Regions from separate parts of the Homo sapiens genome. Here region 1 is linked to region 2. A link is an interaction called in ENCODE POLR2A ChIA-PET data of the cell type or tissue named here. Cell type or tissue: PC-9. All regions are shown on one strand. Each heading gives the region's core, and the rest is flanking DNA. Links, peaks and the distances in the headings are about the cores only. Region 1 overlaps IGF2BP3 (insulin like growth factor 2 mRNA binding protein 3). Region 2 overlaps IGF2BP3 (insulin like growth factor 2 mRNA binding protein 3).

Region 1 (15,293 bases), core at 4,576-9,575, 110 kb after region 2:
TAGGGTATTACACTTTAGTGGGATGGGCCTTAACACCTTGTAAAAATGTTGAAATCAGTGTTTTGGAAATGCGTAAGCTTTAAGAATGTGTTACACAGCCAAGTACTTTAACAACTGCCTGAAACAGACTAGTAGAATCAAGTGCAAACATAAGCTATCCCGACATACTGTCTATTGGGGGAGCGGCACACCAGGACTCCAACAACCCCTAACCACCAGCCACCTGTCCACATATCAGGTCATTTTTATTTTTACGCAGGCTCTACTAGGGCTATAGAAGGACCTAAGTCAAAGTTTTAGCTTTTTTCTAAGAGGTCCCACATCATATACATAAACAAATTTAAGCCTACTCTACTGACGATTAAACCTTGAACATAAGAATACAATATCAGTTGCAAGCATTTGGGATTCTGAATCCCTTCTCTATAGATTTATCTATCAGACATCATTTAAATAGTTATTTACCCCTATGTTTACAACTTTAGGTATCCTGGGACTTGGGAAGGCTTTACACACATAAATAACTTAAAAATTAGTTGCAGAATCCTACAAGCAGAAAAGAATAGCAAATAATATACTTGAAGTATTTTTTGGTCTACCATTTCAAGAGCCTATATATTCAGAGTCATGACAGTTATGAGACTGAATAAATAGCATCAAAACCACCAGATCTGATTTACTTCTAACAAGACACACATCTTAAGGTGGAAGGATCGCTTGAGGCCAGGAGTTCAAGACCAGCCTGGGCAATATAGTGAGATCACATCTCTGCAAAAAATAAAGACACATATGTTAAGACCAGGCACGGTGGTTCACACCTGTAATCCCAGCACTTTGGGAGGCCGAGGTGGACGGATCATGAGGTCAAGAGATCGAGACCATCCTGGCCAACATGGTGAAACCCCATCTCTACTAAAAATACAAAAATTAGCTGGGCTTGGTGGTGCACGCCTGTAGTTCCAGCTACTTGGGAGGCTGAGGCAGGAGAATCGCTTGAACCCGGGAGGCCGAGGTTGCAGTGAGCTGAGATCGTGCCACTGCACTCCAGCCTGGGGACAAGAGTGAGACTCCATCTCTTAAAAAAAAAAAAAAAAAAAAAAAAAAAAAAGACACATATGTTAAAATTCTGTAGATTTAGGGAAAAAAAAAAAGACTTGCAGAACCTTAACTGCTCCCACCTCTACCAGAAATTGCAAATTACCTACTCAGAGAGTGTGAAAACTCAGTCCAGCTAAGCATTTAAAGTGACTGCCAATTATGACAGTGGTTAAAAATATTATACTTGTATCATTCACATAAATCTGTTTATAAATTGAATAAGATTACTATAAAATGTTAATTATTCTGGCTGGGCGGGGTGGCTCATGCCTTTAATCCCAGCACTTTGGGAGGCAGAGGCGGGCGGATCACCTGAGGTCGTGAGTTTGAGACCAGCCTGGCCAACAAGGAGAAACCCCGTCTCTACTAAAAATACAAAAAAATTAGCCGGGTGTGGTGGTGCATGCCTGTAATCCCACCTACTCGGGAGGCTGAGGCATGAGAATCACTTGAACCTGGGAGGCAGAGGCTGCAGTCAGCCAAGATCATGCCATTGCACTCCAGCCTGGGCAACAAGAGTGAAACTCTGTCTCAAGAAAATTTTTTTAAAAAGTTAATTTTTCTCTTTCAAAATTGTAAATTAATGCTTTTCTGTCTCCCTAGCACCTAGGCATAATGGTTGTCATTGGCAGGGCTCAAAACATAAGTTGAAAGAAAATGAAATTTCAAGTAAGCAATGGAAATCAAACTGCAAACATCAACAACATTAAAATGTAATCCCTTAAGGCAGATTTATCAGTTGTGTAACGGATTAATGTCATCTTAGGTTTTATGCAAGGTCAATAACATAGAATAACATTCCATTTTTGTTTTGTTTTTTTTAGATGGAGACTTGCTCTGTCACCCAGGCTGGAGTACAGTGGCCTGATCTGAGCTCAGTGCAACCACCGTCGCCCGGGTTCAAGCAATCCTCCTGCCTCAGCCTCTGGAGTAGCTGGGATTACAGGCACCCACTACCACGCCCAGCTAATTTTTGTATTTTCAGTAGAGACAGGGTTTCGCCATGTTGGTCAGGCTGGTCTCGAACTCCTGACCTCAGGTGACCCACCCACCTCAGCCTCCCAAAGGGCTGGGATTACAGGCTTGAGCTACCGAGCCCAGTCTGTTTTTTTCATTTTTAAAATAACAAGAAATAACATATTATAATCAGACTTTGCATATACCAATCTCTAGATTTTAAGGAGTTACAGTTTCAATTTTAATTTATAAATATTCATTTTACATGTTTTGATGTTATTTTACTAAAATGTCCATCTAGTCCTTTGATAAATTCAGAGATTTATGGTGGCAGTATGTAAACCAAATTAAAATGTACCATAAAACCAGGTAACTAGAATTTTATGTTTAATCAAACCATTTGGAAGCAGTTTAGTGAAATTTCAGTATCTTAAATTATACTGTTATTAAACTTATTTTGAAAAAGTTAAATATTAATACTGAAACACAAATCGTCCACAACCAAAAGTAAACCGTATCAATCAGATCTACATATTTAAACATTACAGTGATTTTTTTTTTTTTTTTTTTTTTTTTTTTGAGACTGTGTCTTGCTCTGTCACCCAGGCTGGTGACACCACACCCAGTGCAGTGGTGCGATCTCGGCTCACTGTAAACTCCGCCTCCCAGGTTCAAGCGATTCTCCTGCCTCAGCCTCCAGAGTAGCTGAGATTACAGGCATGCGCCACCACTCCCAGCTAATTTTGTATTTTTAGTAGAGACAGGGTTTCTTCATGTTGATCAGGCTGGTCTCGAACTCCCGACCTCAGGTGATTCACCTGCCTCGGCCTCCCAAAGTGCTGGGATTACAGGCATGAGCCACCGCGACTGGCCTATTTTTGTATATTTTAGTAGAGACGGGGTTTCGCCATGCTGACCAGCCTGGCCAACATTGGGAAACCCCATCTCTACTGAAAACACAAAAATTAGCCAGGTGTGGTGGCATGCACCTGTAATCCCAGCTACTTGGGATGGGAGGCTGAGGCAGGGGAATCTCTTGAACCTGGAAGGCAGAGGTTGCAGTGAGCTGAGATCACACCACTGCACATTCCAGCCTGGGCTACAGAGTGAGATTCCATCTCAAAAATAATAATAATAATAAGCAAAAATAAAAAATAAAATATACAAGATTTTCTGGGCTGGGCACAGTGGCTCATGCCTATAATCTCAGCACTTTGGGAGGCCAAGGAGGGTGGATCACGAGGTCAGGAGATTGAGACCATCCTGGCTAACACGGTGAAACCCCGTCTCTACTAAAAATACAGAAAATTAGCCAGGCATGGTGGCACACGCCTGTAATCCCAGCTACTCAGGAGGCTGAGGCAGGAGAATCGCTTGAACCCAGGAGGCGGAGGATGCAGTGAGCTGAGATCGCGCCACTGCACTTCTGCCTGGGAAACAGAGGGAGACTTCGTCTCAAAAAACAAAATACAAAACAAAAAAAACACCATTAGAATTAAATTTAGAGCACTGAACAAGTTCCAGTTAATACAATGTGTTGTGCATATGCTATTTAAAAAGACTGCTCTGAGGTTTTCAGAGGTTTGGGGGTTTTGTTCTTTTTTTATTTTTGGTTAAACATTGCACAACACATTTCTTCTTTCCATCATAATTGGGGTAAACCACATGCTGGAGTTTCCTGAATATCAGAAAAATCTTTAACAAGTACAATAATGAAACCTAAGATATTATTAATATCCTATTAATGACAAGATGTTTAAATAGGTTATAATGTATTATTGACCTACATATGGGTGAATATACTTTACTCCTAAATCAAGTCCACTACTTTAATAGTATTTAACATATCACTTTACTGCAATTATTCCCTATCCCACCTTCCAAAGAACCTTTAAAATTGCTTTTTAGGTCAGGTGCGGGGGCTCACACCTGTAATCCCAGCACTTTGGGAGGCCAAAGCAAATGGATCACTTGAGGCCAGGAGTTCAAGACCATCCTGGCCATCATGGTGAAACCCCCATCTCTACTAAAAAATACGAAAATTAGCTGAGCATGGTGGTAAGTGCTGGTAATCCCAGCTACTTGGGAGGCTGAGGCACGAGAATCGCTTGAACCTGGGAGGTGGAGGGTGCAGTGGGCTCAGATTGCAACACTGCACTCCAGCCTGGGTGACAGAGCAAGACTCTGTCTCAAAAAAAAAAAAAAAAAAAAAAATTGCTTTTTAAAACAGTGAGGTAGTTGGGTTCGGTGGCTCATGCCAGTAATCCCAGCAATCTGAGGCCGAAGGAGGAGGAACACTCAAAGCCAGGAGTTGGTGACCAGTTTGAGCAACATAGAGTTCCCATCTCTACTAAAAATTTAAAAAGAAAGCCATTAATCAGGTGTGGTCTCAGCTCCTCAGGAAGCTAAGGTGGAAGGATTACTTCCATCCAGAATTTAGAGGCTGCACTGAGCTATGATTATACCACTGCATTCCAGCCTGGGCGGCAGAGTGAGACCCTGTCTCTAAAAAACAACAATAAATAAAACAAAACAGTAAGGTATGGTGCTAAGTCGTATTTTTTCTAAAAAAGCATACATTCACAGATGCTCACATATACATGTAAATTTTCCCTAAAGGAACACAATAAACTGCACAGTAGTTGCATTTGAGGAAGGAGAAAAATAAAGTATCATTTAAATTTTGCCATGTGCACTGTTTTTCTAAAACCTTCCAAGCTTTTTAATTAATTTAGAGAAAACTACTTTTACTTAGTTCCTGTGGGTGTTTTGTATACAGTGTAACTAAGTATTACTTAGTTCCTATGGGTGTTTCGTATACACTATAGAGTATTATTTAGTATGACTAAGTAAAACTGCTTTTACTTAGTTCCTGTGGGTGTTTTGTATACAGTGTAACTAAGTATTACTTAGTTCCTACGGGTGTTTCGTATACACTATAGAGTATTACTTAGTATGACTAAGTAAAACTACTTTTACTTAGTTCCTGTGGGTGTTTTGTACACAGAAAATAGCTTAAGATTCCATTAGATTTGTTTCGGTATGTACATTATTCATCAAGAGACCTAAGAATAAATAGGAACACTGAAGAAGCGTGTAACAATGCTTTACCAATATTGTTATAGATAGCACATCAAAATGCCAGAGACTGGGGAAAAATGCATGATCATGAGCTAAAGTTAGACTGGTATGGAAAAAATAACCTGCAGGTGATTAACAATTACCATAAGTGACATACACAACATACAATAGTTATGTTTAAGTAGAGGGCAGTATCTGAATTTAAGGCAATGCATCATGTATATGAAGAATGACCTTATTTCCACTAGTTGTAAGATATCCCCAGAAAAGTATTAGATTTATTACATTTAGGTAGATAAGTCTGTAGTAAGTATAAAGCTGCTCGTCTAAAATGAAGCACAAAACAAATTAAAAGAAAAAATAAAATGAAGCACAAGCAAAGATTTCATCTTTGAAATTAGATGATCATAATCTTTGGACATTAGATGGTCATAATCATCTTTCCCTCTGTGCTGAATCATTGCCTTCAGAATACCACCACGTTAATACACTTGCCTTTAAAAAACCTCACTTCCATAGTCTGAGCAACAAAATAACAACTGTAACATGTTATAATCTATGCAATAAGATTCCATGAGTCTAATATTAATATAAACAAAGTAAATTGGGGAAAGTAAAGTTTATTCCAAATAATAAATGTAGATGCCCAGTGTGGTGGCTCATACCTTTATGTAATCCCAGCACTTTGGGAGACCAAGGTGGGTGGATTACCCGAAGTCAGGAGTTTGAGACCAGCCTGGCCAACATGGTGAAACCTCATCTCTACTAAAAATACAAAAAATTAGCTGGGCATGGTGGCGGGCACCTGAAATCCCAGCTATTCGGGAGGCAGGAGAATCACTTGAACCCAGGAGGCAGAGGTGGCAGTGAGCCGAGATCGCACCACTGCACTGCTGCCTGGGCGACAGAGCAAGACTCCATCTTGAACAAAATAAAAAACAAATAATAAATGTAGAAAAAATAAAGAGAAGTAGAAAGCCACTATTTGACAGCCACTATAGTAGCAGTGACAGTTGCTGACAAGAATCATCAATGGATGCTAAAATTAGTGAAAGTATTGAGAGACAGAATCTCTACATTGTCTCAAAATATCTCCCCACAAAGTTCTTATTACAAAAGAAAAAATAGTAACTTTACCCTGAAGAAGCCTGGCAGACACTACTTAACCAATTGGTCAAAGTTACCACCACTACTGAAACAAAAATCAACAAACACCATGTGCCTCTAGATGAGGTGCACTGAAAGCAATATCACTTCTGAGGAATTCCATCAAAAATGCCTCACCTGGTGCCAGGCACGGTGGCTCATGCCTGTAATCCTAGCACTTTCGGAGGCTGAGGCAGGAGGATCACTTGAGGTCAGGAGTTCAAGCCCAGCCTGCCCAACATGGTGAAACCTCATCTCTACTAAAAATACAAAAAATTAGTCAAGTGCAGTGGCGGGCACCTGTAATCCCAGCTACTTGGGAGGCTGAGGGAGAATCACTTGAACCCGGGAGGCAGAGGATGCAGTGAGCCGAGATCGCGCCACTGCACTCCAGCCTGGTCGACAGAGTAAGACTCTGACTGACACACACACACACAGCCTCACCTGATGCTAACCATGGGAGACATCAGATAAACCCACATTGAGGGGCATTCCACAAAATAAACAAACAAACAAAAAACTAGCTTATACTCCTCAAAAACAGGAAAGTCATTAAATCAAATGAAGGATTACAGGTCGCTCATGCCTGTAATCCCAGCACTTAGGAGGCCAAGGCAGGTAGATCACTTGGGGCCAGGAGTCTGACACCAGCCTGGCCAACATGGTAAAATCCCGTCTCTACTAAAAATACAAAAAAATTAGCCAGGCATGGGGTGTGTGCCTGTAATCCCAGCTACTCGGGAGGCTGAGGAATGAGAATTGCTTGAACCTGGGTGCGGAGGTTGCAGCCAGCCGAGATCCCACCACTGCAGTCCAGCCTAGACAACAGAGCAAGACTCTGTCTCAGAAAAAAACAACAACAACAAAAAAATGAAGACCAAGGAACTGTCCCAGATTAAAAGAGACCAAACAGGCTGGGCATAGGGACTCACACCAGCAATCTCAGCACTTGGGGAGGCTGGAATTTGGCAGGCAGATCTACCTGAGCTCAGGAGTTCGAGACCAGCCTGGGCAAAACAGTGAGATCCTGTTTCTACAAATAAAATTTAAAAATTAGCCAGGCATGATGGTGTGTGCCTGTAGTTTTGGCTACTCAGGAGACTGAGGTGGGAGGATCCCTTGAGTCCAGGAGTTCGAGTTGCAGTGAGCCATGGTCACAGCACTGCTCTCCAGCCTGAGTGACAGAGCAAGACTGGCTAAAAAATAAAAATAAAAAAAGACAAGAACCTATCCAGTGATAAAAGTCAGCCAGTTATTTTTTACATTTAACTAATATTTACCCAGGGCAAGGAAAGCTGTCTGAAACATGTCAGAGGCCGGACTCTCCATTTGGTCATCCTTAAAAATACAGTGAGTGACCACAAGGTTCCAGCCTCAAAATGTAAACTGTCAGAAGAAATGTTGATGGGGTCCTGAAATCATTATTAGATTTTGTTAAAGTTTTAGGAATAACAGAAGGAAACAAATGCTATTCATTTCCTTAGGCACGACCTGGTATCAACATGTAGGGTTCATTTCAGTTTGAAGAACTTAAGTGTATCGATAGATGCCCAGATGTCCAAATTCATTTCATCCTCCTCATGTGTACTTGTTTTCAGCAGTCCTTAACTGTTTATTCTAAACACTTATCTTTTCAAAAATACATTTTAGAGACAGGATCTCACTCTGTTGCTCAGGCTGGAGGGCGTAGCACAACCACAGCTCACTGCAGCTCACTGGGCTCAAGCAATCTTCCCACCTCAGCCTCCCAAGTAGCTGGGACTACAGGCATGCACCATCACACTCAGCTAATTTTTTATTTTTTGTAGAGATGAGGGTCTCACTATGTTGCCCAGGCTGTTTGTTTGTTTGTTTGTTTGTTTGTTTTTTTGAGGCAGAGTCTCGTTCTATCACCCAGGCTGGAGTGCAGTAACCTGATCTCAGCTCAGTGCAGCCTCCACCTCCTGGGTTCAAACGATTCTCATGCCTCAGCCTCCTGAGGAGCTGGGACCACAGGCCACAACACCACACCTGGCTAATTTTTTTGTATTTTTAGTAGAGATGGGGTTTCACCATGTTGGTCAAGCTGGTCTCGATCTCCTGACCTAAAGTGATCTGCCCGCCTTGGCCTCCCAAAGTTCTGGAATTACAGGCATGAGCCACTGCATCCAGCCACCCACCCTGTCTTGAACTCCTGGGCTCAAGCAATCCTCTGGGCTGCAGTTTCCCAAAGCGCTGGGATTACAAGCGTGAGACATCACACCTGGCAATATTTTATCTTTCATGCACTTAGATTTTTCTTCTTTTTGTTTAGAATTTGACATTTTTTCATTTGCTTATCTTCCTATACCGATTTATTATCTTTTTTTTTTTTCCAAACTGACTTCCCTATCAAGGCTAATATGCCATGGAATTGCATAAAATCCTCACTTGCTCTTGTTATGATGTAAATACATATTCACCAGAATACCTGATACAGGCCGGGCGTGGTGGCTCATGCCTGAAATCCCAGCACTTTGGGAGACCGAGGCGGGCAGATCACGAAGTCAAGAGATCGCGACCATCCTGGCTAACACGGTGAAACCCCGTCTCTACTAAAAATACAAAAAATTAGCCGGGTGTGGTGGTGGGCGTCTGTAGTTCCAGCTACTCGGAAGGCTGAGGCAGGAAAATGGCATGAAACCGGGAGGCAGAGCTTGCAGTGAGCCGAGATAGCGCCACTGCACTCCAGCCTGGGACACAGCGAGACTCCGTCTAAAAAAATACCTGATACAATTTTTTTTCCTTTTTCTTTTTCTTTTTTTTTTTTTTTTTTTTTTGAGAGAGTCTCACTCTGTCGCCCTGGCTGGAGTGCAGTGGCGCAATCTTGGGTCACTGCAAACCTCCGCCTCCCAGGCTGAAGGGATTCTCGTGCCTCAGCCTCCTGAGTAGCTGGGACCACAGGTATGCGCTACCACACCCCGCTCATTTTTTGTGTTTTTAGTAGAGACGGGGGTGGTTTAACTCTATTGGCCAGGCTGGTCTCGAACTCCCGACCTCAAGTGATCCATGTGGCTACCTCAGCCTCCCAAAGTTCATGTGAAAGGCATGAGCCATCACACCCAGCCACCTGATCTAATTTCAAACCACACATTAGAGCAGAGCAGCCATTCTCAAAGTATGGTATAAGGAATCCCTGACACACTTTCAGGAGGTCCAAGAAGTTAAGACTATTTTCCTAATAACACTAAGATGTTATTTGCCTTTTCTGCTGTGTTGTATTTGCACTGGTAGAGCAAAGGCAATGATGAGTAAAGCTGCTGGTCCTTAGCATGAAGCAATGCAGTGGCACTGAACTGTACTAGTAGTCACTGTATTCTTCTCTGGCATTTGCAGCGAAGAATTATGCAAACTGTTTAAAAATGTCCTAATCTCAATCCTTCAGTATACATCCTTTTATGATCTGTATGAAGAAAAGGGAAGCATGCATAAAGCACTTCTGCTACCTATCCTGGTTGTCTGCACAAAAAGCACTGTGCAGTTGTTTGAGTTGCAAGACGAACCAGTCAAGCACCGTTTCTACCTGAAGAACTAGAAGCAAAATGTAGTTACTTAAAAACTTGAGTATCTGGCAGATATTTTCTCAAAAAGGAATAAAATGAGTCTGTCACTTCAGGTAAAACGATTTTCCTGAAGTATCTGTTGCCAAATGACTAAATTTGAGCTTTTAAGTAAAAACTAGTATTTTGAAAAACTTCTATCTATTACCAATGAGCTTTGACAGCCTCCCAATCCTCGTGGATAAAGATCCTTTCCGAGTATAAGACAATCAATGGATTCTTTTTGTAACAAGTACAAAAAAAATTCACTGATATGATTTCAGATTCCACATTGAAACTAGACTTTAAAAAAACTACCACTTGGTGTTACAGCTCTTTTAGAATTTGTCCAGCAGGTGGTTTTCCGGTCTTTACCAGTAAGCCCCCACCCCCGCACCTCCGCAAAAAAGCTACCACTTGTAGCTGGGTGCAGTGGCTCACGCCTGTAATCCCAACACTTTGGGGAGGCCAAGGCACAAGGATCACTTGAAGCCCAGGAGATCAAGACCAGTCTGCACAACATAGTGAGATCCTGTCTCAATTTAAATTTAAAAAGGAATTTTTTTTTAACTACCACTTGTCATATTTTGATGTAGCACCAAAGAATATCTGTAATTATTTATACTCCTTCCTTTTCTAAACACATATCCATATGTGGCTGGATTTTCCTCATATACTTCAATCAAAACAATACATGACGACAAACTGAATGCAGTAGTAGTTACCAGTTTCCAGTTGCCTCTTAGGCCAAAGAAACTTACAAAAATGAAAAACAGTTCTCTTTTATAAGAGTGTTTTAGGGCCAGACGCAGTGGCTCATACCTCTAATCCCAGTACTTTGGGAGGCTGAGGTGGGCGGATCACTTGAGGTCAGGGGTTTGAGAACAGCCTGGCCAACATGGTGAAACCTGGTCTCTACTAAAAATACAAAAACTAGTCAGGTGTGGTGGTGCATGCCTGTAGTCCCAGCTACTCGGGAGGCTGAGGCAGGAGAATCGCTTGAACCCAGAAGCGGAGGCTGCAGTGAGCTGAGATTGCATCACTGCACTCCAGCCTGGGCAACAGAGCAAGACTCTGTCTCAAAAAAGAGTTTTTTATTTAAAATTTTATGATAACATGTAATGGGTTTTTTATAAAACCCCTATCATTCCAGGAGGCTGAGGCAGGAGAATCGCTTGAACCCAGGAGGTGGAGGTTGCAGTGAGATGAGATTGCACCATTGAATTCCACCTTGAGCAACAACAGCTAACCTCCATCTCAAAAACAAAACAAAACAGACCTCTATCATTCCTTATAACTGCTACAAAATATGCCACAGAATATATCGTTAGGGCTGGGCACGGTGGCTCACGCCTGTATTCACAACACCTTGGGAGGCCGAGGCAAGCAGATCATTTGAGGTCAGGAGCTCGAGACCAGCCTGGCCAACGTAGTGAAACCCTGTCCTACTGAAAATACAAAAATTAGCCTAGTATGGAGGCAGGCGCCTATAATCTCAGCTACTCAGGAGGCTGAGGCAGGAGAATCACTTGAACACGGGAGGCAGAGGCTGCAGTGAGCCAAGATTACACCACTGCACTCCAGCCTGGGCGACAGAGCAAGATAAAAAAAAAAAAAAGGAATATATGGTTAGAATAGGGTATGTTTTCTTTTTTCCTTTTTTTTTTTTATTTATTTTTTATTTTTTGAGATGGAGTCTCCCGCTGTCACCAAGGCTGGAGCACAGTGGCGTGATATCAGCTCACTGCAAGCTCCGCTTCCTGGGTCCACGCCATTCTCTTGCCTCAGCCTCCTGAGTAGCTGGGACTACAGGCGCCCGCCACCACGCCCAGCTAATTTTTTGTGTTTTTAGTAGAGATGGGGTTTCACCGTGTTAGCCAGGATGGTCTCAATCTCCTAACCTCGTGATCCGCCTGCCTCAGCCTCCTCAAGTGCTGGAATTACAGGCGTGAGCCACCGCACCTGGCCAGAATAGGGTATGTTTTCTTTTGATGGCCATTTAGGTTATTTCCTATTTTTAACTATTAAACAATATGGAAAAAACACATGTCTTTTTGCCAAGTATGTCTTTGTAATAGAATACTACAAGTGAAATTGCTGTTATGGAGAAAGGAATTAAACATGCCTCAAAGTTACAAATAGTTGAACATTAAAGTGCTTATTCTTTCCCTTTAAAACATGGGTTCCCCCAGGCGTGGTGGCTCATGCCTGTAATCCTAACACTTTGGGAGGCTGAGACGGGTGAATCACGAGGTCAGGAGTTCAAGACCAGCCTGGCCAACATGGTGAAACCCCATCTCTATTAAAAATACAAAAAATTAGCTGGGCAAGTGGTGGGCACCTGTAATCCCAGCTACTCGGGAGGCTAAGGCAGGAGAATCGCTTGAACCCAGGAGGCGGAGGTTGCAGTGAGCCGAGATCGTGCCATTGCACTCCAGCCTGGGCAACAGTGCGAGACTCATCTCAAAAAAAAAAAAAAAAGTGGGGGGCGCACAGGGCTGGGCGCAGTGGCTCACACCTATAATCCCAGCACTTTGGGAGGCCGAGGCAGGCAGATAACGAGGTCAGGAGATCGAGACCATCCTGGCCAACATGGTAAAACCCCATCTCTACTAAAAATACAAAAATTAGCTGGGCATGATGGCGCACACCTGTAGTCCCAGCTACTCTGGAGGCTGAGGCACGAGAATCCCTTACCCAGCAGGCGGAGGTTGTAGCGAGCAGAAAGGTTGCAGTGAGCCGAGATCGCGCCACTGCACTTCAGCCTGGGTGACAGAGCGAGACTCCGTCTCAAACAAACAAACAAACAAAATACAAATAAACATGGGTTCTTGCTGTGTTACCCAGGATGGTCTCCCAAAGTGCTGGAATTACAAGTATGAGCCAAGCACCTTGGCCTTAAAGCACTTTTAAACAAGAAGAAAAAAGGAAGGACTCTCAGTATTGTCTTCCTTTACAAAAATTCCCCTTCTACAACTCAAAGATAGGCAATTGCAAAATGTCCCAAACAGTAAAATTAGAGCTAGAGATCTTTTTTGCTCGAAAAGTAGACAACAGTGTTAGTTTCAGATTATCTGTACGATACTGTTAAAATGTGACGTGTAATATAGTATAACCTAAGAATTCTGTGTTTTACAGACTCCCACCTACTAGAGACCCTTTTTACCAATTCCTGCTTGGCGATTTGGATGGAGCTCTTTTACAATATTGTACGATATTGCTGATTAAAACTGTGCTTACAGATTACACAAAGCCATGAGGACTGGGTTGTTTTCCATAACACTTAGTTGAAAGGTATTCTCATTTTAAGTTCTAATAGATACTGCCAAATAGTGTGCCAAGAAGTCTTTGCCAATTTACTCTTTAGCTATATGAGTGGCCATGCCTCCACAACCTTGCCAACACCAGATACGGCCAATCTTATTCATTTTTCTCCAACCTCATAGGCAGAAAATGTCATTATCGTTGGCACTTCCCTAATAACTAGTTAGACAAGGGTGTTTTTTTTGTTTGTTTTGCTGTTGTTGTTCTTTGAAATAGGATCTCACTCTATCGCCCAGCTTGGAATGCAGTGGTGCAAACCTGGGCTCAAGCCATCCCCCTGCCTCAGCCCCCCAGTTAGCTGGGACTACAGGCACGCACCACCATGCCTGGCTAATTTTTGTTATTTTTTGCAGGGACGGGGTTTCGCCATGTTGCCCAGCCTGGTCTCAAACTCCTGAGCTCAAGCGATTCATCCAAGTGCTGGGATTACAGGCATGAACCACCGTGCCCAGCCTAGATTGGATATCTTTTTGTACACAGACTGACTTTTCAGCTGTGCCCTTCTGAACTGCCACTTCTCATCCTTCGTTCATTTTTATACTGTTTCTACCTCTTTGGAATTAGGAATTCATCTCCTGGTCTATTATTTCCTTTACGTATGATCTCTCCTAAGATAATTCCATAACTAAACACATTTTAGGGATTCTAAGATCCATGCACCTAGATATAAAGCACCAATTCTTAACTTATTCACAGTGCATAACCCATATTTTACAAAGAAATGTGAAACACTCCTATGTCTCCGTATATATGAAACATAAACCATAAACCACGGGGTCATACGGGAATAGGCACACCCATCCCCCATTTTCCACTACCACATGGTAAACACACAAACTTATTAGTGAGACAATATCACTTTAGTACCAGATAATCCAAGAAGTCCTTTACAGACATTATCATTTAATTCCCAACAACCCTCTGCCATAGGTCTTATTACCCTCATTTACAGATTTTAAAAACAGAAATCTCAGAGTTTAATCAGTTTGCACAAGATCACAGGGCTAAGCAAAGGTTCCTACTGAGGCCTGTGTAGCTCCAAGCAAGATGCCACTGGCCCACCCTTACCACTGTGCTGTACTGCTGTCCCCAACTTTAGGTAGTAGTACGTGCACACAGAAGTGTCTATCACATTTTTCTCCAAAGGTTCATTACATCACTTGGGATGTCTTTAACAAAAATCATATAATACCAGGAGCTTTAACCAGCACCATTGATTGTCTTGCCACAGCTAACCTTAAAAAAATTACATGGGCTCAGTCAACCTTATTATAAGATTCCTAGTCCTGTATCACAATTTGCCTTAATTACCCTGTCAGAGGATACCCTAAGAACAGCTGTGAACTCCATGAAATGTTTTGGGAGCATAGCCAGACCCATGCTTATAAAGTACTGAAGACGCAAAAGTTCAGTGGGATCTCTGGTGAGCATTTTCCAAAATTAACCTAGGCATCAGTCTTCCATGATAATCCCAAATCAGCATTTGCTAAATGGCATGAACTAAACTACTTAGCTCCTAAAGTCAAACACATGAAGAATGAGAATAATGCAGTCACTCCATCACGCACGCAGGCTGCTCCAGCTGCCCTCTCCGCTCAGCCTCAATCACCATCCTGCCTCACACTCCAGCCTCTTTAATCTCAAACAGCTTGTAGTTCCCACACACACCCCAGGATGTTTCACACTTACATGAGGTGGCTCCTGCTGTCCCTTCTGCCTCTTCCCTCCTGGGTGCACACGGTTATTAGCCTCTGCCTATTTTCACATCCCTCTCTGAATGTATTTCTCACTGGTAACAACCAGGCTAAGCCTAATAATGCTCCCTCCTCCTATGTTCTGGGGCATCTCACATATACCCTATGACATATTGACAACTTCTCTTTACTTGGAGAGATTTTAACCCACCTTTAGGATCACTACCACAGTGAACCACCATTACTGTTGAAAAATAAAAAGACTGTCACCCAGGAAATCAGACAGAACAAAGTGAAAGCCACTGTACTCCATGTCTTTCTTCAGGACAAGGGTCTTACTATTTTTTTTGGAGACGGAGTCTCCCTCTGTTGCCCAGGCTGGAGTGCGGTGGCGCGATGTCGACTCACTGCAAGCTCCGCCTCCCGGATTCGAGCC
Region 2 (15,293 bases), core at 4,854-9,853:
AGAAGTTCTATTACATAAATTCTTAGAAGTATTTGTACCAAGGCACAGAAGTTTATGTTTAAAAATTTGATTGCATCATTACATGAATTAGTGAAAAATGGAAAACTGAACTTTCTGAAAATCTTTATAAAGCACCTTCAGATATAGCTAAATAACTGTCAGGTGAAGATAAAGGAATTGAAACTTTTAAGTTGCAAAGTATCTTAAACGTGCATAAGATGGGTGTGTACAGATGAGACAGAGTGAGACTCTGTCTCAAAAACAAAAACAAAAAACAAACAAAAAAAGAACTACCCAAGAATGGGTAATTTATAAAGAAAAGGAGTTTAGACTCACCCCTGTAATCCTAACACTTTGGAAGGCCAAGGTGGGTGGATCACCTGAGGTCAGGAGTTCGAGACCAACCTGGGCAACATGGTGAAACCCCGTCTCTACTGAAAATACAAAAATTAGCTGGGCGTGGTGGCGTGTGCCTGTAGTCCCAGCTACTCGGGAGGCTGAGGCAGGAGAACTGCTTGAACCTGGGAGGCAGAGGTTGCAGTGAGCTGAGATTGTGCCACTGCACTCCAGCCTGGGTGACAGAGCGAAACTGTCTCAGAAAAAAAAAAAAAAGAAAAAAAAAAGGAGTTTAATTGACTCAGTTGGCTGGGCAGGCCTCAAAAAACTTACAATCGTGGCGGAAGACAAATGGGTAACAAGGTACGTCTTACTTGGCGGCAGGAGGGAGAGAGAGAGAGTAAGGGATGGGGCAAGTGTCACACCTTTAAACCCTTAGATTTCATGAGAACTCACTATCACAAGAACAGCAAGGGGGAAATCCGCCCCCATGATCCAATCACCTCCCACTGACAAGTGGGAATTACAATTCAAGATGAGATTTGGGTGGGGACACAGCCAAACCATATCAACTAGTTTCCTACAAATGAAAATCACTTAAACTCTATTGTCTCTTCCTTTATATCTTCAATCCCCATCATGTACCTCTTATTTATGTAAGAGTTAACCCAAAATTCAATTCATCATCTCTAATCACCCACCCATCTCTAATCATTTGTTTCTTCAGCACCTGTATAAACAGATGTACTAAATTTGTACCATATTGTTTACAACTTGGCAAAGTTCTCTGGCATACTCCATGTTTTCTAGGATAATGTAACACACTGCAAGTATTAATATAGCTGTTAGCTAAATGAAATCTCCCTTCTGGCTATTCAGCATTTTTAGAACACATACATCAGAAGAAGACTTGCCTTCCTACTAAACTATTATGTGGAGATTTGTGTTAGGGGCCTGTCCTGCACAGCTTGGCCAGATCACTTCTGTTTCTCTTCACCAACAAAGAACACAAAATAAAATTATTTCATTCTTCACTATTTAAGTCAGAAGAACAGCATCTCTCTTTGGAAGATACTATATAACTCACAGCCCCCAGTGTGTCACACAATTACCATGTGTCATTTATCCCTTTATGGCCTTTTTTATTTTATAACTGGATAGACCAAGTGAATTAATGCCAACACTGACTATCAACTGTGCTCAATGTTAGCATTACTTCATCATTCTGGTCCTTGTATCAAGACCATTAAGTTAATCTTGACCATTTTAAAAAAAATTAAGGGTGGGATCTAAATATTTTATCTCACTAAGAATGTCCGTATTATGTTCTTCTGAACAATATACTTGGGGGAAGCTGGTGGTGATAAAGACCTTTTCAATGGTCAAACTAAACCTAATGTGTAACTTTCCCAGATTTACCCCACAGTATTTTGTCATGACTGTGTAATTATTTGTTTCCTGGGCTTTGTTCCAAAAAGAATTTTATGCTGCTTATAAAATACACATAATCTGTAAAGATAAAACAAAGGAGGTGAAGAAATAAGAGCATAGGGAACTGAACACTCAAGATAAGATGAAGCCAAAAATGCTGTTATACAAATCTGGCTTTAAGCTTCCTCGCAGCTAATTTTTTAAAAAGTTAGTTGCATGATTTCCCATGACTATGAGAGAAAAACTATTCATTTACTTATTAAAAAATGACTATTCCTGGTACTGGTTTCAGAGAGCAATTCCTAAATATCCCCAGAGAACACTAATGTAGCAGCATCCTCCTCAGAGTGAAAGCCTGGCCCGAACATGCATGTGTCTTAGCCTGGAACACGTCCAAGGCTGCTGTTGTGAGAAACAAAAACAAAGTTATCTTTCTGACATAGTGATGAAGGGCTGTCCATGTTCTTGTTTTGCTGATGAGAAATAACAAACCCAAAATGAAGCTTAAGCATAAACTTAAGAGAAATGTTGTGTGAAGCTTTGGAAAAGGAATAGTGGCCAGTAGATAAGGGTCAAAAGGACCAAAATGTAACAGAAAAAAAGGGCACATACATGAAGAATCAATGTGTAGACTTTAAAATGTCCTATCCTGGAATGAAAACAGAAGCAACAGAACTTGTCAAATAGAAGCAGCAGAGTTAGAAGCAAACTAAGTGTTTTTCCACACCAGGAGATGCTGCCCTAGAATGACAGACAATGATGTGTGCTGTTGGCAATCATGTCTTGAAGAAAAGTTGACTCATCAGATGTCTGAGGCTTGGTGAAGACATTTCTGAACGTCGTCCAATTCCCTTTGCTCCAATTTCCTATCCATGAAGCATCTTCTTAACCAAAGATTACTTTTCAAGAAAATTTTCCTCTGGGAATGTAAGGCAGCTCACATAAATATGCTGTCAACTTTTGCCAATCATTAAATTGGCTCTCTGGTACACTTCATTCTTATATGGGATTCAGAATAAGCCATGAGCCGGGTGCTGTGGTTCACGCCTGTACTCCCAGCACTTTGGAAGGCTGAGGCGGGCGGATCCCTTGAGGTCAGGAGTTCGAGACCAGCTGGGCTGATATGATGAAACCCCATCTCTACTAAAAGTACAAAAATTAGCTGGGCACGTGACTGTAATTCCAGCTACTCAGGAGGCTGAGGCAGGAGAATCGCTCGAATCTGGGAGGTGGAGGTTACAGTGAGCCAAGATCATGACACTGCACTCCAGAGCCTGGGCAACAGAGCGAGACTCTGTCTCAAAAAATAAAAAAGAAAAGAAATCGAGACTAAAATAAGCCTATGCTAGAACAAGCCTGTGTCAGGATTTGGACACCCCAAATAGGCAGATAATTTAAATTTTTACTTGCAAAACTCAGCAGGCAGAGCAAAAGTTATAAGCCTTTTTCACCTGAATTTAAGTCTATGAGACCTAGGTTGGAAAAGGCCCATTAGCGTTACCCAGTCTTGTTACACATTCCTTCCATTTAAGTTAAGGTCTAGTTGCATTGTCTGAACCTTTTCTTGGATACATTCTTTGGGACTGAAGGATGTTCACAGGACATAAGCTGCTTCCCAATGGATTTGTGCCAGATGCCTATCGGCAAAACTTCCTTTGGACTTCTTGGCAGACTCTCAACTACGGCTTGAAATAACAGAAGAACAAAGCTGCTCAACTGAAAGTTTGCATAACTGGTGAAGTCTGCCAATGAGTAATTCCTAATCATCTATCGTGAAGACATACAAGTATGAGCAAACAGTAAGGTTAAGTGTATTTACTTTGTGGGGGACAAAATCTAAGACATCACAAAGGCATGGAGACATGCATGTCAGCCAACATGATCAGCCTCCAGGTACCTGGAAGGATGCCACGGTTTCCCTTTGGCTTGTAAAATAGATACTCCTGGGTTTTTTTGTTGTTGTTTTTAAATGGATTTTGGTCTGGAACTGAAACTAAGTTTACTCAACTCCATGACCTGAACAAAATATTGAAGTCTTTAACATTAAAAAAAAAAAAAAAAAAAAAAAGGCAAAGAAAGTTTTTCACCATAACTAGATAACCAAGGCTTCTCAGAGATAATAAATGTGCACAGTGAGTTACTTACTTAGAAATTGTTTACCAACAAAAGAGTTGCACCCACTGTGAGAAATCTTAAGGAGGAAGACTAAGAGACTCCCTGAAACACTCATCTGATTTAAAAAATTCCTTCCAACTCATAATTTTTTTTTTTTTGGACAAGGTCTCACTCTGTCACCCAGGCTGGAGTGCAGTGGCTCAATCACGGATCACTGCAGCCTTGACCTCCCTGGGCTCAGGTGATCTTCCTACTTTAGCCTTCCAAGTAGCTGGGATAGGCAAAGGCCACCACCCCCGGCTAATCTAAAAAAGTTTTTTTTTTTTTGTAGAGACAGAGTTCTCCCTATGTTGCCCAGCCTGATCTCAAGCAATCCTCTTACCTTGGCCTCCCAAAGTGCTGGGATTACAGGCATAAACCACCGCGCCTGGCCCTTTGTTTCTTAAAGAGTACCTTAAGCCTAAAAAAGTGCTAATCTCTCTTGCCTCTTTCATAAGCAGAAAGCTAGCCATTTTAAGATTACACTATCATTTTGGAGACTTCTGAGAAGACTCCAAAGAGGCTATCAAAACTGAAGCCAGCAGCCCTTGGGATTACTTCTGCCAATCCAACTGTATGCTGCCAAGACCATCCAGCTAAGGCGACACGCACTATGCCAATTCCAGCTCTTGCTCTGCTTCACTAGCTGCCAATTCCTTCTTCCCTACTGTTTGAGCATTTCTGAAAGGCGCGTTTCCTGTCATTTATAAACTCGAAGTTTGCCAGTTAAGTACTGTACGAGCCAGCTGCTAGGCAGGAACTAGAGACTTTTTGTCTGTTGGAAGAACCAACTCTTTGGCTCTGGGGAGACTCAACCTGGCAAGTTCTGGGAAGAAGAGAATATTGTGGGGGAACTAGTAGGCAAAGTTCTAGAATGGAATAGAGGCAAGGGATTTATCCAAAGAAGAGATGCATCATTTCTACTTTCATGCTACAAAGCAGGAATGAGAAAACATGAGTAGAGAAATGCAACAATTCTAAAAGAAAAAGGAAGTAGTATATATTAAAAAAAAAAAATTATTTGAAACATTTAGCCATCAAAACCTACTTCTTGACAGGCAATATACATTTAAAATAAAAGCAGAAGTTCACTGTTAACCTACAAGACATCAAGGATAAACACGATCTTAGTACGTAATCTGTGATAGCTTCAAAGGAACAGCAAGCTTCTCATCAGCAAGTATAGATACCAGAATGCAGTTCAGGAACAGTTTAAAAGTGCTGAGAGCAAAATGCCCGTCCATCTTTAACTTTCTAAACCATTTTTTTTTTTTTTTAAATAACATCATAGACCCTCACAAACATAAAACAGTATGTTCTTTTTTTCTCTTCTTTTTTTTTGAGACAGAGTCTTGCTTAGTCACCCAGGCGGGAGTGCAGTGGCACGATCTCGGCTCATTGCAACCTCCACCTCCTCGGCTCATCGCAACGCCTGGTTGTTATCATTGCTTCTTTTTGGCTTCATTTTTCTTGCTAAAGAATAGGCCGGCTGCAGTGGCTCACGTCTGTAATCCCAGCACTTTGGGAGGCCGAGATGGGTGGATCACTTGAGGTCAGGAATTCGAGACCAGCCTGGCAAACATGGTAAAACCCTGTCTCTAATAAAAATACAAAAATTAACCAGGCATGGTGCTGCGCACTTGTAATCCCAGCTACTCGGGAGGCTGAGGTATGAGAATCACTTGAACCCAGGATGCGGAGTTTGCAGTGAACCGAGATTGCGCCACCACACTCCACCCTGGGTGACAGGGCAAGACTCTGTCTCCAAAAGAAAAAAAAAAAAGAAGCAATGATAAGCAAAGAAACTGGTAAAGCTTTGGGAAATTTACTGCCTTTAAAAACAATAGTTTATTTGTATTTCAAAAAGTGGTGACCACTAGGTACACAAAATAGTTAAGTATTAGTGATTTCGGTTTAGAAAAAGAACAAAGTCTAAAAATAGTGAAGGCAAAGCTATTCCAACTGAGTACTTGCAACCACCCCCCACCCCCTGCAACTTGAAGTTATATACTCAAACAACACTTGTTAAAGAATTGTTCCCCTGAACATTAAGCCAGAAAATTGCCTAGCAGCTGTTTGAAAGTAGAATTTACTCTAATTGTATCCAGGGACAATATGATTTTCTGAATAATGGTGTTTTCTCTTTATTTAGATGAAAATAACCACAGGAATGGGAATCTGGAATATGGAATTTTCTCCTCCAGAATTTAGATTCTGCTTTTTGAGAGAACTTAAAAGCTTGCTTCCTCTCTTCCAGGCTCTGGGAGGCTCCTTTAACAGGCAATAGTGCCAAATCCAGTGAAGCAGACAAATAGCTGTCCCCAACATGTATTTTCCTTTAGTAACAGATCCTGTGTTTAATGGGCACATTGCTGCCCTCACACAGGGATTGTCTCCCAGCTTCTCTTGCAGCTAGACACAGCCAGTGGTATGTTCTGGCCAACATGAGGCAAACAGAAGTATGAAAAGCTATCCTCAGGCAGTGTCCTTAAATAAGGATGCTGCCAATTTTGATCCTTTATCCTTTTTTCAGTTTGAAATGAGGTCTCACCACATTGCCCAGGCTGGACTGAAATTCCTGGGCTCAAGCAATCCTCCCACCTCCGCCTCCCCAGTAGCTGGGACTACAGGTGTCTGTCACCACATCCAGCAATCCTTTATCCTTCTTGTTGGCTGGAAACAGACCCAATAGTTGGAGCTTGAGCAGTTATCCTGGGCCAGGGAATGGCACACAAGGCAGATAGAAGCACCAGTCCTGAAGGATATGGTGGAACCACTTCCAGCCTTGGATTGTCTACCCTTGAACTCTTCTCATGAAAAAGGAAAACGAATTTAAGCCATTTTTTTTTCTAGTAACAATACATACCCAAACCTAATCCTGATACATGTAGTATGCCAAAATAGAGTTAGAAGGGTAAAAACAGACATAACGGCAACATCCCACAGAGGTTTTTGGCATGATATTTCCTACGAGTTGGGATGGCAGGTGGTCCAGAGAGAAAGAGGTGAGTTTTTTTTCACTCTTCAAAGCATAGAACAAGGTAGAAAAAGGGATATACACAACTAGTATGTATTTGTGCTTATCCTGAACTTTTTCTCCCTTGCAATTGGTACTGATAGAAACTGTTCTTTTCAACATTGAAGCGCCCCTCCAAAGACTAGTAAACATTCTTTGTAGAACAGAAGTTCTTAGCTGGGCGTGATGGTGTGTGCCTGTAGTCCCAGCTACTTGGGAGTCAGAGGTGGGAGGATCACTTGCACCCAGGAGTTCAATTCCAGCCTGGGCAACATAGTGAGTCCCCATCTCTTGAAAAGAACAGTTCCTGACAATAAACGGGTAGCATAAAACTCCTGATGACCTTTATGAAACTACACATTTTTGAGCTTCCACCTGCTCCCACTGAGATTTTTATTTATTTAAGTGGGACACAAGTTCTTAACTAATCAAACAGTTGTTGTTAGCCTTGGCTACACATTGGAGTCATCTCGGGAGCTTTCAAAATTGATACCTTTGCCTCACCCCTACCCCCAGGGATTTTCATTCAAATTGTCTGGGATAATTATAATTTAAGTATGGGAAAAACATTTTTTTCCCCTTAAGGCAGGGAATAATTAATGCTGAACTTTACAGATTGTCAATCAATGTAAAATAAGAAATAAAAACAGTAATATATGATTTAGGGAAATATATGATTTGGATAAATGATTTAGGAAAATATTCAGTTATAAAGTTGAGAACTCCATTGTATCACTGCCTGGAACACATGTAGAATAAAATATCCACTGGAATTCTGCAAAGAACACAGATTGTTAAGACTGTCCATGTTGTTGTATTCCTTTAAGAATGCGAATTTCCTTTGCCTGTCCTTGAAACCACCAGACTGTTACATCTTTGCAGCTCTTGCCCTGTGGCAGTGTTTTTACTGTTGGCAGCTTCTGCAACTTCTGTTCTCATTTGCTCCTTCTAATTGCACCTATTTGATTTAGCTTAAATGACAGGAGAAGCAAGATGACCTATTCCAGTGACATCTTCCTTACATTTACTCTTGGCTCAACTTTTATTTAAGTAAACATCACCGACCTCCTCCTCCCATTCTTAAAACAAAACTGCCACTGATTTAAGTCATTCAGACATTTAAGACTGTAGAAGTGCTGGAGAAATATAAGTTCTTAATATGATCTCACTTCTCTCAAAGCATTCTTAATTTTTCTAACATAGGAACCTGATACACAGAACTATACCATAAGTCAGAAAAATGACTAAATCCAGAGAATATGCAGTCTTATCTACATATTTTAAAAATAGTTACCTACAAGTTCACTCTAGGAATTTTGGCTACTGAAGCATCCATGTAAGTGTAAAAGACTGATGTCCAAGAATGTTCTATTCTGTGATCACTTGTAATGTGAAAAGCTTTGTTGATTGGAACATGTCACCAGTATAGAGAGAAAAAAAGAGTTAAAGGGACACCTCAGTTTACAAACTGGGAATGAAACAGAGAGGTTAAGCAACCCACCCAGAGAGAAAGCTAATTTAGGGGAACCAGCAGAAATGTGGGTTAGATGCGAGCTTTCCTAGCACAGAGTTACGTCACATGATCAGCTCATTGTACCTTTTAGTAAGTGTCATTTTATACAGAAGTGTTGGGGACACACCTGCCCTAAACCAATCCTATGACACACACATAAACTAGTGGACATGTTCAAAGTTAAGTCCCTAGATGTACTCTCAGATTCCTATTTTAGGCTCATTCTCCCCTATTCCTCCTTAAACCTTTCATATTATTTAATTCTGTAGAAACTAGAAATGTGTGACCTTAAAGGCTTTAGACACAATTCTTATAGTTCAGGTTTTTTTTATTATACAGGTGAGAAAACAAATCCAGAGCCAAGGAGTCTGACCTTCAGTGACACAAAATTGTGTCAGAGGCAGTGGGCCAGACCTGGGCTCTGACTCCAGGGTTCTTTCTACCAGTCCCCTTTAGCATCAAAGTAAAAACATGCCAGCCACTTCAGGGGGCACGTAATGAATCTATGCACACTTCACTTGTAGCTGAAATTTTGATGGCTATCATTCTGTTACATGATTTCCAGGCCAAAACATACTAGAAACGGCAGGTGAATTGCAGGGGAGACAAGATGCTGCTGACAGTAAAGGCAGAAACACACACGGCAGGAGGGCAACTGCTTAGAACCCCAATCAGTTTGGTGGGTTCAAGGACAGGAAAAGGAAATTTTCATTTTTAAAAGGATAAAAGGGGGACAATCTGAGCCATCTGTATTTTCTGTACAATTTCAATGTCATTTTACTCTACATATTTATTCTAGGTAGTAATACAGTGGAATCACCAACCTATTCCACCTGGACATTTCCCCAAATTGGTGTAAGAGGTATCACTCAAAATATTAATATTAAGTAAGTGAGCCAAACAAAAAGGGAGAGATGTCAAAACAAATTCATGAAGGAAGATCCTAGAATGTCACATGAATACCTCCGATTATCGATAATGCAACTGAATTATTAACTACTTTCAAAATAATTTATTCCATCAGGTGTCTGCTGTGCTGCGATTATTTTCATACCATCACTAGTCTCCTATTTCTGACCTCAAGGAAACTGCTATTCTTAAAAAGCAAGTATAAAATATTTCTTTCTTTTTCTTTTTCTTTTTTTTTTTTTTTTCCCAGACAGAGTTTCGCTCTGTCGCCCAGGCTGGAGTGCAATGGCGCAATCTCAGCTCACTACCACCTCTGCCTCCTGGGTTCAAGCGATTCTCCTGCCTCAGCCTCCCAAGTAGCTGGGATTACAGGCACCTGCCACCACTCCGGCTAATTTTTTGTATTTTTAGTAGAGATGGGGTTTCACCATGTTGGCCAGGCTGGTCTTGAACTCCTGACCTCGGGTGATCCTCCCGCCTCGGCCTCCCAAAGTGCTGGGATTACAGGTGTGAGCCATGGCACTTGGCCTAAGATTTATTTCTTATATAACCTACCTCTTTACAAAATAAACATCTGCTTAATGTATGCACGCACACACACAATATAATTGTGCACAAAACTATCTTATCTCTTTGGTTTAAAAAAGTACACTCAACATGGAAAACACACAGAGTCACTCCTGACCTTTCAAAGCCATTGACTTCAGGTGACAAAGATGAAAGAAGCCTTTAAAAAATCTTTTCCTTTAGTATTTAATAATTACTGGCCAGGTAATAGCTCACGCCTATAACCCCAGCACTTTGAGAGGCCGAGGCAGGCAGACCACTGGAGGCCAGGAGTTTGAGATCAGCCTGAACAACATGGCGAAACCCTGTCTCTACTAAAAATACAAAAAAAGTAGCCGGGTGTGGTGTGGCACACACCTGTAATCCCAGTTACTCAGGAGGCTGAGGCATGAGAATCATTTGAACCCGGGAGGTGAAGGTTGCAGTGAGTCAAGATTGTGCCACTGCATTCCAGCCTGGGCGAAAGAGTGGGACTGTGTCTCCAAAAACTTTTAAATAACCACCATGGCACATGTATACCTATGTAACAAACCTGCACATTCTGCACATGTATCCGAGAACTTAGAATAAAAAAAAAAGAAAAAAGAAAAAAGAAAAAAAATTTTTTTAAATAAGAAAAACAATTACTAAGTTTCTTCCCCTGCCACCTCAAAGTCCCAAACTTTTGTTGTGATATTTGAAAACACATGTTGACAACCCCGCTATCCAAAAACTGCAAAATAATCCCATGTCTACTCCACAAAGGGCCAAATAAGAAGGCTCCATTAGCAAGAACTGGAGAGCATATGTTGGCATCTAAACAGATGATCACGCGGGGACTAGGTTTACATTAAGATTTTGCCCAATCACAAAGAAAGCCAAGGCCAGTTATCTTACCTCAAACTGCGGGTAGGGAGGAGTCATGGCTGAAGGGGGCCCTGAGGTGGGAGGTGGCATCCCTGAAGTGGGTGGGAACAGACCCAAGGCGTTCAGATTTAATCCAGGAATTAAATGTGCTTGAAGCTGCAACAGTAAAAAGGCCCCTTAATTTGACAATTAAAAGAATCAAGGGAAAGTGAGCATTTTTAAGTGACAGTATTCAAACTGATCTCTTGTCTAATAAAGAAATGATTGTATAACTCAAAGCAGATGTTCCATGGGACTCTACTTGAGTACATCGTTTACATCTGTTTATATCCCTTGGTATTTTAAAATCTGTGTGCTGGTTTGCCCCCTCCTTGGTCCACAGCTGCATTAAGATATCTCAAGGGAAGCTTTCCTTTCCCTTATGACTAGCCCACAGGACTTAGACAAAACCGTATTCTGCATGCTGTGGGCAAACTAAATATAGACAAAAAGCAATGTATCAGAGTTGAAGAGGTAATCAAGTAAGATTGGTTCATTGAAAAGCAAACCAGCTATTAAGAGATCTTTACTTGCTGGGTAAAACTTAGCAACCATGGGTCTAGAGGCCTCAAAGTTGAGCCCTCTGGAAATCAGGACCCATCCCCATGTAACTACTGCAAGTAAACATATCACTGGAATGGAAATAGGAGCCAGAAAGGGTATTTTAATTTGTTTAATTTTATAAGGGTTGAGGACGTAATGTAGACGGTGGAAGGGAGATTTGAGTGTACTTGAAAATCTTTTTAAAAGGCCTAAGGGGGTTAGATTTAATCCCAGTTGATTCCAGAACATTTGGAGCCAAGCAGTGAGAATTGAAGCAGGTTGGCAAGAAGTCACGTGGGGTGTAAAATGGCTAGCATTCTAGGCTCTTCTCACAAACGCAGTATTTGCACATTTCCCTCGTCTCAGGTTTTGTGTTTCAGATGACTGGCCCAATTGAAAAAAAATTATTTTTTAAAGTCATTTACTTTAAAATTTAAGACAGGCTTTTGAAGTATTCCATTTTCAGCACCATTTCACTGATTAAGGAATGTCAGCAATTTGCTTTAATAGCCTCAGATGCACTACACAGATTGTTTTATCAATTGAAATTCTTGTATCTCCAAGGTTTATATGGCTAACCAAGTTTTAAACCTGTAATCTTAACATTAACTTTTATATGCATTATATCTATTGTAATCCTAATAAGAATGCAAGGTAGGCAGTAGTCCCATTTTACAGATGAGTAAACTGAGCCTCAGAGAGACTGAGTAAATCATATAAGAGAAGAGAGCTGCAGCTCATAAATGGTTCAGCTGTGATTCAAATCCAGTTCATGTAACATTTCTTCTATATTAAACTCTCTCAAATTAACATTGTAAGAGAGGTACTATATTAACCTTTGTAGGTAGACACTAGCCTTACTTCAGACAGAAGGAAGCTAAGGCTCAAAGACTGAATAATTTGCTAAAGTCACAGAGACAGCAAAGCTTAATGTCAAAGCCAGTATCTTCCCTACTATCCCAGGGTACTTGCTGAGGTGCTAAAAATCAACTAGAACTACTTCTAGTGATAATGCCACAAAAGAATTCAATATTAATGCAGTTAAAAACATTGTTTTAACTATTTGTTAAAATAAAGACATGCCCTTCATAACAAAACTAACATTCATAGAAGCAATATCATTTTCATAAGACTCCCTGATTTTCTTCATGATCTCCTCCTCAGCTTTGGCACATGTCTCAACATTGCCTTTAACTGTAATAGTGCGTTCTGGATTATACAGCGTCAATTCCTGCAATCTGCAGAATGAAAAAGAAGGGAAAGAAAAAGAATGAAAATTGGAGGAAGACAGCTAATAATTCAGCCACAGACGGCAATTAAAAACAAACTGTGGAGCCTGGTAATATGTAAAAGTGGGTGGTAAAACATGATGGGAAATGAGTAAGCCCCAAAAGACGTAAATCCGAAACTGTAAAGCTGCAAGAGAGAAGAAAATATTTGCCCTCCCATTTTCTCAACTAACGATTACTGGATACATATAGTTCAATCAAGTCCATATTTTAAATAAAGCTTACTTCTCAACCGCTTAAAGTTGAACCATTTTCACAATTGAACAGTGAATTAAAAAATGACTGGAAAGATGTATAGTTTTTGAGGAAACCAAATACCCTAAGTACATAACCTTTCATAAGTATGTTCCTAGTCTGTATTAACCAATTCTAGGCATAATTGGCATTCTCGTGCAATTGCATTTTCTGGGTCACCAAGCAAGGAGAAAGCATGGAAATATTCCAAAAACACAAGCCAGAATTCCTGTGTCTAAACTTAGTTTTTACCAGTTTCTTTAGAATTTAGATTGAAGTAGGCTGGAGGAATATCAATCCATCTTGACTAAAATTTAAAATGGTTCACCGATGCCATTTAGATAACAAAAACGTTAGATAGTGGCAGAAATATTCAGAAACTCCCTGCGGGACCTAGGTCCTGCTGAACCTTCAAAAGCCACTGAATATCATACCTGAAAACACCTAAGCCTATGCTGGTCAACAGCCTTGAGAGGAAAAGCAATGGGAGACATGTGCCATGGAAAACAGAACTAAGTACATAAATTGAGAGGATATGGATTATTGGTACAAATCTCCTTCATCTTCCTGAAGTTCTCATTTTCACTACTAGTATAATGTCACAGGCTAACCTTGAGCCAGATGAATGGGAAGTTATTCCTTAACATTTTCCTCAAACTTGTTAAAAATGTAAACATTTGTATAATGAAGACTATTTCTCTTAGACTACTTTAAAAAGAAGTCTATAATTCTAATTCAGTCTCAACCTGGCCCTGCCAAGCATTTTGTATTACAGTTTTAAAAATAGCTGCTTCTAGAATAACTTTTGAGATTTTTTTCTTTTAAAACTCTCCCCTTTCTGGGGGTAAATTTAAGACAAAGTAGTATTACTTATTGAATTTACCACTTTGTGGGGTTTTTTTCCCCCTTTCTTTACAACCAAACAGAAGTTTCCTGCTTCCTTACTACCTCCTTTGAAAACTCCTTGTACACAAACACCGTGCAGTCTTTCCCCTACCACTCTTCCTCAGTTCATCAATCTTTTCCCACCTTTTTGAGTACTCTGAGTGAAACTAAGAATGGCCACCCTCAGAAAAACCTTTCCACGTAATTTCAGAGCATCCACAGATTCTAAGTGTGGTAGCCTGCCTCCAAGGTGATTCCTGTCACCCAGTTATCTGTAGTCCCACACATACATACCAAATAGGGCTGACTTGTGTAAACAACATTAGAAAAATGATAGAGTATAACTTCTGAGGCTATGTCATAAAAGACATTGCAGTTTCCATCTTGACAGCTGCCATGTCTTGAGAACACTCAAGCAGCTCTGTGGAGAAGCCCATGTGGGAGGAACTGAGGCCTTCTGCCAACAGCCAGCATCAACTTGTCAGCAGCATTGTGAGACCCCAAGCCAGAACCACCCAGCTAAGCTGCTCCTGCATTCCTAACCCACAAAAACTAGCTGAGCAATTAATGTTCACATTGTGTTAAGCTGTCAAATGTTGGGATAATGCGTTACACGACAATGGATAATAAACTGGGTTATATATTCCAACTTTGGGAATAAATGTCATAAAACATAGTTAAGACTGCTTTAGAAAACATGAATGTAAAGCATTTGGTTCCTCCTGCCAGAAGCAGATAATGCTTTCAATACGGGTCAGAAACCTAACAGGCAGCAAGCTGTATTTGAGAAACCATGTGTAAGTACGGCAGCACAGGCTAGCTGAAGCAGCTGTAAAGTGGGAAGCTAAGCCCAATACACAACATGCAGCTTACAGTGTTGGAAAGTTTTCTTATTCAAAAGCAAAGGAGCACTCACGGAGATATCGTGATTTTAGTGTCTGTGTCTTGCTCAATTTTTTTAAGATTTCTTCCTTCTTTACCAATAAGACGTCCAACAAAGTTATTATGAGCTAAAATCTTCAAGGGGATCTCTTCTGTGCTGTAAATAGAAAAGTGGCCATAAAATTAGAATAAGTAAACCTATTCGTGGGTAAAAAGACAATATTCACTCATTAAACATTTACTTCCTACCTACCATCTGGGAAGCACTGTGTTAGGTACAGCTTAAAACTTGCTGACAATTGGCCAGCATTCTAGCAATGCATGAATAGAAGGGGAGAAAAAATACAGAAGTTAACTTCTAAAATAGTTCTTATTTTATTCACTTCAGGAAATATCTTCAGTGATGGAGTCTCTTACTCAAAACCATATTCCTAAACCCCTACTACCAGAACACAACGTACAAATAAAAAACAGTACCATCCAGTACAAATATACACCTGGAGATATGTGCATAATTTATAGAAGGAAACAGAAGAAACAACAGTGGTTACACTTTGGGGGAAGGGCATAAGAACAGGAAGGGGAGCTTTCACTTTTCATTTTGTAGCTTTCTGAATTTCCCAGTCATATATATATAAAACTGTTTAAA

What was found. ChIA-PET counts read pairs that join two places held together with the same protein. Peaks named below come from ENCODE experiments on the same cell type or tissue, not always from the same donor. Only the 100,000 strongest peaks of a DNase experiment are listed, where the experiment ranks them.
Region 1: POLR2A ChIA-PET joins it to region 2 with 8 read pairs; 3 of 35 experiments call an interaction of 5 or more read pairs at or near these places.

The regions. Positions count from the first base shown.
Region 1 is chr7:23,440,497-23,455,789 of GRCh38, forward strand. All of the region lies in intron 2 of IGF2BP3 (insulin like growth factor 2 mRNA binding protein 3), which reads right to left. It also overlaps the pseudogene RNU7-143P. Among named protein-coding and RNA genes, the nearest start is that of IGF2BP3, 22 kb to the right of the region's middle. In PC-9, for the core only: no CTCF peak of the experiment used is centred there; no DNase peak of the experiment used is centred there; H3K27ac peaks cover 2,307 bases.
Region 2 is chr7:23,331,262-23,346,554 of GRCh38, forward strand. IGF2BP3 (insulin like growth factor 2 mRNA binding protein 3) reads right to left here. Exons shown (of 15, transcript NM_006547.3): 8 at 14,679-14,801; 9 at 12,457-12,592; 10 at 10,803-10,928. Among named protein-coding and RNA genes, the nearest start is that of MALSU1, 40 kb to the left of the region's middle. RefSeq lists a silencer at 4,409-4,703. In PC-9, for the core only: no CTCF peak of the experiment used is centred there; no DNase peak of the experiment used is centred there.